2 separate regions of the Mus musculus genome follow, and region 1 is linked to region 2. Evidence: chromatin loops called from intact Hi-C (ENCODE). Cell type or tissue: heart. All regions are shown on one strand. Each heading gives the region's core, and the rest is flanking DNA. Links, peaks and the distances in the headings are about the cores only. Region 1 overlaps Afap1l2 (actin filament associated protein 1-like 2). Region 2 holds the start of Afap1l2 (actin filament associated protein 1-like 2).

Region 1 (4,381 bases), core at 320-4,319, 68 kb before region 2:
ATGAAGTGTTCGGTAAATGTCTGTATTTACTAGCCTAAAGAAAAAAATAGTCGGGGCCTAGCAAACACAGAGTGGATGATCACAGTCAGCTATTGGATGGGTCATACGGCCCCCATGGAGGAGCTAAAGAAAGTACCCAAGGAGCTAAAGGGAACTGCAACCCTATAGGTGGAACAACAATATGAACTAACCAGTGCCCCGGAGCTCTTGTCTCTAGCTGCATATGTATCAAAAGATAGCCTAGTCGGCCATCACTGGAAAGAGAGGCCATGTGGACTTGCAAACTTTATATGCCCCAGTACAGGGGAACACCAGGGCCAAAAAGGGGGAGTGGGTGGGTAGGGGATTGTGGGGGTGGGTATAGGGGACTTTTGGGATAGCATTGGAAATGTAAATGAGGAAAATATCTAATTAAAAAAAATGTTACAAAAAATATATAAAAACATCAAAGTCCCATGTGTATGTCCTATAATCCCAGACACAGCGACTTACCATTAGATACCGAAGGACAGAGATGCTAACGTCTTAGGACTAAGGAAGAAGAACCACTCTGTTCAGTATCAGCACCATAAGGTCCACTGTGTTAAGCACCAGCATCAAGATGCGAAGATTGTGATTGTCCTGGATGGTTTTACATCAACTTGACACAAGCTAGAGTTATCTGAGAGGAGGGACTCTCCGCTGAGACAATGCCTCCATAAGACCCCAGCTATATGGCATTTTCTTATTAGTGATCAGTGGGGGAGGCCCCAGCCCACTGTGAGTGGTGCTTTCCCTGGGCTGTTGGTTCTGGGTGCTGTAAGAAAGCAGGCTGAGCAAGCCATGATGAGCAAGCCCATAAGCAGCACCCCTCCATGGCCTCTGCATCAGCTCCTGCCTCCAGGTTCCTGCCCTGTTTAAGTTCCCATCCTGACTTCTTTCAATGGTGAACAGAAATATGGAAGTATAAGCCAAATAAATCCTTTCCTCCTCAACTTGCTTTCTGGTTCACAGTGTCTCTTCACAGCAACAGTAACCCGAAGACGGTAAAATCATTAACCAAAGATGCAGGAGACTGGATTTCAGTGCTGAAATAACCAGCTATCATCAGAGGGGGAGACAAGGAAGAAGCCACTGTGAGCTGCAGGGTTTACCAAGAGCCACAGTTCTGCTTGTTCTCCAAAGGGCCAGCCAGCAAATATTTTAGGAATCTGTGGCCCCTTGGGGTCTCTTATCTCAGCTACTCACTCCTAAGCTCCATGGTCCTAGATGACCCAAGGCAGTCATGCAAACTTCCCTGGGGAACAACCCACTGTGGAAAACTCTGGGGCCACACTGACCGCGAAAATGCCATGTCAGCTGCTTCCCTACCAGGAAGCTCCATTGAGATCAGTGCTAATGTCACGGTCAGGCCTCAGGAGGTGTGTGGGGGAGGGGTGGCGCTTGCCAAGATGGTACAGTGGCCAGCGGACATCTGCTTCTCTTGCAGTGACCGCAGCACCTGGCTGTGCAGCCTGCAGCCTGGAAAGACTTAAGCTGTGAGTCACTGTCCACACCCACAAGTTTGCTCCAGATCCTTGGCTGCCCTCCACGGCTGGATGGACCTGTTCTGACTGTGGGGACTACAGTAAGGACCTCGCCACCAGAGATGAGTTAGGGATGAGCTGACGAGCATCCCAAGGCCAGGACAAGGACCACCATCCTGGCCCAGACACAGGCATTAGGGGTCCAGCATTTGGGTGAAGGTTTCCCCATAGCACACTGATCATGTAGAGTCAGGAGAGGGAGGAGGGAATCTCTGTCTGAGGAAGGCTGGATGGAACTGCCATGAGGTCTTCCTGGGAGGCATAGGCAGCCATGACTCTTGTGTTTCCTCGTCCTGATCCACCTGACCCTGCTCCTCTGGAAACACTGGACTAAGACTTTTACTGCTTTGGGCAGAGTAGGAAGGCCTGAGGGGCCCGAGCATGGGCATGCATGTGCGGGTGGGGAAGAGAGGGCCTGGGGAGCAGAGACCACCCTTCCTCACACCACATCTGGAATCATTGGAGGGCAGTAGCGGGTGCCTAGGAAAAATCTTGGAAGGCCTTAGACATGTCATACCCTTCTAGCAAAGAAAGTCCATCTGGTAGAGGGAGGGCCCTGTACTGTAATGTCAGCTGGTGCTGCTGGAATGGTCCCCAGGCCTGGAGTCTGTCCACAGGACAATTACCACGCCTCGGAAAGGCTCCTGAGACTGAACTATTCCTGGGCGGTGACAATGTCTCCATCTCGAGCACCGACTTCCGCTCAGACAGGCCCGAGCCGCCCCATCACAGACAGAGTAGGAAGGATGAAGCAGGAGAGGACCACGTCTACCCTGCCCTTTGCCCTCATACGGAGACCCTTCAATCTTCATGCTGGGGAATGCCGTGAATCCCAGAGGCTTCGGGGTTCACTGGACTGGATTCTTTAGAACTATGACCAAAGCCCAGGCTCTCTGCTCTCTACACTGTGTTTATGAGACACAGATTTCTGGAATAGTTAAGACTCAGTGCCAGGAGAACTCTGCCTATTGAATATATCATCCCTCCTTGCGTTGACCCAGGAGTATCTGGCTTGGCAGGTGGCATTTCACATCAGCAAAATCACAGTGAGCTATGCCTAGGAGAGCTTATCGTAGAACCACACTGTTCTACCCAGAACCACCCACTGCTGCTGGTGACAGCCAGATAGGGGAGTGCCAGGAAAGTGTCTCTCCCAGACCCCCAAAGTACTGGGGTGAGAGTGAGGTGGGGAGGAGCTGGGAGGAGCAAAGTCCCCCACTCTGCTTAGGGCCAGCAAGAAGCCTGTGTTGACATCTGTCCTCTCTGCCTCCTGGACGTCCACTTAGGCCAGGCCTCTCTTAACACTCTGAGATGGTGACAGAGTCACCTGTCCCTTGTGTAGAGTGGGGTAGAAGTTCAGGAAGAGGCCATCAGGAGCACGGCATGGATACCCAGAGAGGAAGGATCAGCCTGCCAATAGTCACTTCACCTGACATCGAAGGTCCCACCAGCTGCCAGTTAAGGGGACTTCAAGCATGAGACACTGACCCATGAACTACTCATGAACTACACCTGCGTCCCACATGGTGGTAGTGTGTACCCCTGCTGTCCTTGGAGGCTGGTTCAAAGCCATTCTGAGGTAAAGACCCTCCTTGAACCTCATATGATGTGGCCTTGGGTCTTTCTAGGAAGCCTCCTTAGGGGGAAAAGAGCCTGGGATCAAGTCTTGATATTGTCACTTCCAGACTAAGACAATGGGCTTCTGCCACATTGTTCCGGCTGGGTGTTCTTGAGCCACCATGCCCGGCTCAAGAGTTATCTTAAAAGAGGGAACAACAGGGCCGGGCGTGGTGGCACTCACCTTTAATCCCAGCACTCGGGAGGCAGAGGCAGGTGGATTTCTGAGTTCGAGGCCAGCCTGGTCTACAAAGTGAGTTCCAGGACAGCCAGGGGCTACACAGAGGAACTCTGTCTTGAGGGGAAAAAAAAAAAAAGAGGGGACAACAATTGAGAAGATGTTTTTGTAAGATATGCCTGTAGTCACGTATGTAGGGTATTTTCTTGATTAGTGCTTGATGTAGGAGGGCCCGGGGCCATTGTTGGAGGTGCCACCCTGGGCATGTGGCCTTAGATGGTGTAGGTTAGCAATACTGGACAAATCAGGAGGAGAAAGCCAGTAAGCAACACTTCTCCTGGCTTCTGCTTCAGTCCCCGCCTCTAGACTTCTGCTTTAAGTTGTTGCCTTGACTTTCCTCAGTGATGGAACTGAAATAAACTCTTTCCTCGCCAAGTCACCTTTGATTCCAGTGTCAACCACAGCAACAGAAGCCTAATATAACCAAAATGTAAACACTGTGACTCATCTCACCAAAGCTTGCCTTAGTGTGGCAGAGACAGCGTTTTTTTTTTTTTTTATAAGCGTAACCCATTGAACGTGACCATCTGGTCAGACAGATGCCAACATCGCTGTCACTTAAACACCAAGAAACAAACTGGGTGTGGTGGCCAAGCCTTTCATCTCAGCACTCAAGCGGAGTTTGAGGCCAGCCTGGTCTACAAAGTGAGCTCTCTACGGCCTGCTTGGTACACGGGGTATGAGGTGGTTGGTGAAAGTTGCTACTCCTATCCTTTGGAGCTTATATCTGATGAAGGAGATGAACAACGAAACAGCTATGTCAGAAGCGGCAAGGGACAGCAGCTCAACAGAGGCAGAGCAGGAGTAAGTGGCCGCATCATCATCCAGGTCAGGAGAAGAGGGCAAGCCAGTAGCCCAGAAAGTACAAAGACCCTGAGGCAGAACCCACCCCAGCGGCAGGGGGGCAGTGAGTGAAAACCCAGTCTGAGGAGGCTGCACAGCCGCTGTTGGTGGGGAGTGA
Region 2 (4,381 bases), core at 154-4,153:
GTCGGGATTTCCAGTGAGGAGACGCCCAAGGCCCCAATCGGCTCCCCCTCCTCGCCCCCAGGTTCCCTCCCTAAGTGGGGAGCAGCAAGAGCCGCCTCTCTTCTACCAAGAGAGGGGCTGTGGCCGCCAATATTCGAGACTGCATGAGGGCAACTTCAGCCTTTCCCTCACAAACTGACCAGATTCCATCAGAACTAAGACAAGACCTCCCGGATAGACGGGGGAGAGAGGCTAAGTGATTTCTCCTGGCGCTCCTCCCCTACCCCGCTGACTCCAGAGCCCTGACCCTGCATTCACAGGTGAGTCACTAAAAAGACTACGTTAGGAAACTAAAGCCTGCCCGCACAGTTCCCTTATGTGAGTTCCATAAATAAGAAACCATAGAGGGAGATCGAGATTCCTTGGCAACCTGAGCGTTTGCCTTATTACCCTCCCATGGGAAAATAAGTGCAGAGGCAGAATTTCCCCTTGCAGGCTTAACTTAGACAACCCCTAAAAAGAGCGAGTACAAGACCCTTTTCCCAGAGGGAGGCATGTAGGGGCGCACCGACGCATCTGCCTCAGGGGCAGCACCTTGAACCCCCTTTTCAAAGGACCTACTATCTGAGGTTTCTGGATTCCAGCCCTGGGGCTCCAAAACCCTTCGGGCATATCCGGACCGGCCCTCCCACCATGGTTTGGCCAAGATCCCTGGCCAGAGCCAAATCCAAGCTCGCTCAGCTGCCAGGACGCCTACGGGCGCTCCACCTGCTGGGCAGTCCACTGGGCTCCTAACTCACACCCCCCCCACGCAGCTTTGGGGTGCAGGATCCGCAAAGGGCATGGCGAGGCAGGTTACAAAGTGGTAGAGAGACGGACCTTGTCAAGAACAGAATAGCACGCCACCCCACCACATTAGGAGTTTTTTCTGCTACCGGACAAGACTTTTCCGGGAATCTGCAAGAAGCCCCTCAACAAGGCAGCATCCATAGAAAGAGCCCTACAACTCGCCCCTTTGCCCCCAGCAGCCCCTTACTGTTGAGACCTTACTAGGGCCCCCCTCGACTGTAGACATCTTTTCCCCAAGGCAAACTGAAACTGGGGGTGACGGGATGGCTCAGGACACACCCTCGGTTCTCCAACAGGTGAGAAGCCTCACTTTGACCTCCAAGCAGAGACCTCTGCCCCAGGGGCCCAGGAGTATCAAATAGCACGGACGGCATTCTACGCCCAGAAGCCCACCGCCCTGTTCGTGACTCCTCGGTCGCCCTCTCTAGGGCTGCGGTCCCTTGGGCGTAGACTGTCCGTTCTGGACACCTGAGTCCGGGATACCCGGAGCAAGTAGGTGCGCCCTGCGCCCTCACCTTTGTAGCGCTCCATCCCGGGCACGGTGTGCGCTGCTATCGGCTCCGCGCTGAGTTCTCCGCGCTGGACTCCGCGCTGGGCTCCGCGCCCCCGCTGAGCGCTGGCCCCTCCCAGTGAAGTCACGCTCGCCGCCCGACCTCCCGGAGTGGCCGCCGCGCCCCTAGCCCTCCGATCCTGACTCCACCCGAGCCGCCCTGGACCCCGCCAGGGATCTCCACAGCCGGTCAGGACAATCAGCGCTCTGGTCCTCACGCACCCCGCACTGGGCTCCCCGTCCCGAACGCAGATCACTTCCTCCAAGTTGGCCCGAGGGCGGCGGCGCGAAAGAAAGAGCCTGGGACGTCCTCAAAGCCCGGGGAAGACTCCGGGAACAGCGAGCTCCCGTAGGTCTCCACCAAGATCTGTTTTCTCCAGTGTTGAGACTGCGAACCCAATGCCGGGAGGAGGAGACTGAGGGCCAGCGGGGAGGTGGAGACGGACCTAGAGCGCCTCCTGCTTGATCCATCAAGCCAGTGCGCCCACATCCTGGGCCCTCCTGGATTAGCTCCTTGAATTTAGAAGCCGCTGGGGGCCGGCTTTCAGTCCACCTTGCCTGGCACCTGTACATCGTGCACACTTTAGAGCACAGGAAATGACCTCCTTGTAGCCTGCTGCCTGAGCCCAGATTTTATGGGCGTCTTAGCCTAGGCTTTCCTGAGGAGGATTACAGTGTCTGGAGCCTCCTCAGCAAGCCTGGTCTTCAAGAAAAGATGGCACCTGTCCGAGGTTATTTTCACCTCGGAACACATTTAATCCTTTTCTTTTGATTCCCTCCAATCCTTCCAAATTCCTAAATCCTCTCCAAAGATTATGGGGTTTTTGTTTGTTTTGTTTGTTTGTTTTTGGTTTTTCGAGACAGGGTTTCTCTGTATAGCCCTGGTTGTCCTGGAACTCACTTTGTAGACCAGGCTGGCCTCGAACTCAGAAATCCGCCTGCCTCTGCCTCCCAAGTGCTGCGATTAAAGGCGTGCGCCGCCACGCCCGGCTACGTTTTCTTTTAAACTTTCGGATTTCACTTTTTAAACCATGCTTGGACTCTCGACAAAGGCCCGGAATATACACTTAGGGAAGGTTTGTTGTTTTCCGAGAGCCCCCTTCATGCTTCCTTGGAGCAGCAGAGTCAGCTTTGATCTCTGCAGATCTTCCGCCCAGCGATCTGCACAAACACTTTTCCTAGTTAGAGCAGCAGCTCACGTGAACAGAGCCCTCCTAGCCAGCCAGGAGCCTCGCTCAGGGCTGCAAAACCCCAGCCTTTCAGTTTGCCCATTCACCCTGAGGTAGCAGGTCGCTGTCTGTCTCCTGTAGTATAAACAAGTTTAGGGGGAAGGGGGTGGACAAAGTCACATGGGAGGAGCCCTAGGGATGCCTACTTCCAAGTCTTATGTGTGTAGGTCAGAGACCTCCACATGCCACATGCACATGAACACACATGCAAGTACACACACACACACACACACACACACACACACACACACACACACACAGTTGGCAGCAAGAATGGGCATCTCCCAAGAGAATCAGGGTAGGAAGAGGTATTCCGCTGGCCTCCTGTACAGTAGCCCTCAAACAGTCGAGCAGCTGTGTTTCTGCCTTAGTGTTCTCATTCCTACCCCTTTCTTCCTCTTGCAAATGGCCCAGCAGGGCACACACCCTCCGTTCTGTGGTGGTTCCAGACTACTCTCAGTGGAGCCCTGGGTTTTCTTTGAAATGCTCAGTATTGGAAAAGAAGCCTCAAGTCTGTGGTCACTGGTCACTTTTGGCCAGACTCCTGCCCTGCCTGCTGAAGCTGAGTGAGCAGGTCAGGCCCCACTCAGCAGGGCTTCCGAGCTAACCTTCACACTGAAGGCTGAAGAAAGCTTGGCCCTGGCTGACACCCCTAGGGTTAAAGGGTCTCCACTCTACAAACGAGCACACAAAGAAGTGAGACTTGTGTAATTTTACAGAGTCAGGACACAAACCAGGCAGAGCCCAGGTTTCCTGACTCCAAATCCTACTTCCCTCACAGCCTTTACCTCAGGCTTTCCTGTGACATTAACTGGGCAGTGCTGTTCCCCCAAATCCTCTGACACCTGTTTCTGCCCTTCAAGAAAGCATGGCACCCCCTTCTAGGCCAGCAAGGCTCTCGTCCGTGTCTTGCCAAGTTCATTAACCCTTCCTTGTCTCCAAACTGGTTATAGCTTCCCTGAATCCTCTCCAGACATACAAAATATTAAAAATGCAGTTCAAGTCGATCTAAACCTGCAATTCACAACCCTTTTCCAGAACAAAACTGAAATGGCAGAACTACCAAGAGGAACTCCAGGCAGCCAGCCCTCCCTGTGGTCTCCTGGGTGTTGTTGAACCTCTCTGCCCTTGGCAACTTTGTAACTTTCACAAAGGAAAGGCACTGAGTTTCTGTCAGACACCTGGAACCAAGAACAGTGCTGAATCCTATATCAAACACCATTGATATTTAGTGTGCTAACCAAGCCAGCCACAGAGAAAAGCTTATACTCCACGGACATGGTGAAGAGAGAGGACAATACAGGGCCTGAGCGGGACAGAGTCTGATCACAGGAATTCATCGAGCTACTCAGAATGGCAAGATTGTTTGAACCTGTGAATTACATATTTCTGGAATTTTCTATCCAATATCTTCAGATTGCAGAGAGTTTAATAAAACTGTTAAAAATAAAATCACAAGTAAGGGAGTGTTATTGTAAGTCCTAAACTAATTATTAGCAACAAAGATGTCTTGTCTTGCATTTGAGACAGAGTCTCATGTAACCTGGTTGGCCTTATACTTACTATGTAGCTAAGGATCACCTTAACTCCTGATCCGCCCGCCTCTGCCTCCCAAGTGCTACATTGTCAGGAGTTTGGGGTTTTGCTTGTTTTTCCCCAACCACAAAGAGGCTTCTCTAACTGAGGGGCCCAGGAGGGGGTGTCCAGTGGAAGGTGTTGCTTTATAAACCATACCCTCATTATGTGCACGGCAATTCAGGAGGCCTCTCTGTTT

The links. A loop is a pair of places that touch in the nucleus more often than their neighbours do. Peaks named below come from ENCODE experiments on the same cell type or tissue, not always from the same donor. Only the 100,000 strongest peaks of a DNase experiment are listed, where the experiment ranks them.
Region 1: a loop joins it to region 2, with 2.1 times the contacts of the local background. A loop is called at or near these places in 6 of 42 quality-filtered maps.

Annotation. Positions count from the first base shown.
Region 1 is chr19:56,938,554-56,942,934 of GRCm38, forward strand. All of the region lies in intron 4 of Afap1l2 (actin filament associated protein 1-like 2), which reads right to left. Among named protein-coding and RNA genes, the nearest start is that of Gm38597, 37 kb to the right of the region's middle. In heart, for the core only: no CTCF peak of the experiment used is centred there; DNase peaks (open chromatin) are centred at 1,348 and 2,188; H3K27ac peaks cover 636 bases.
Region 2 is chr19:57,006,808-57,011,188 of GRCm38, forward strand. It overlaps Afap1l2 (actin filament associated protein 1-like 2), which reads right to left and starts at 1,768. Exons shown (of 19, transcript NM_001177797.1): 1 at 1,344-1,768. The coding sequence starts at 1,359. In heart, for the core only: CTCF peaks have their summits at 742 (motif pointing left) and 1,844; DNase peaks (open chromatin) are centred at 724, 1,654 and 1,844; H3K4me3 peaks cover 1,477 bases; H3K27ac peaks cover 1,830 bases; H3K27me3 peaks cover 2,974 bases.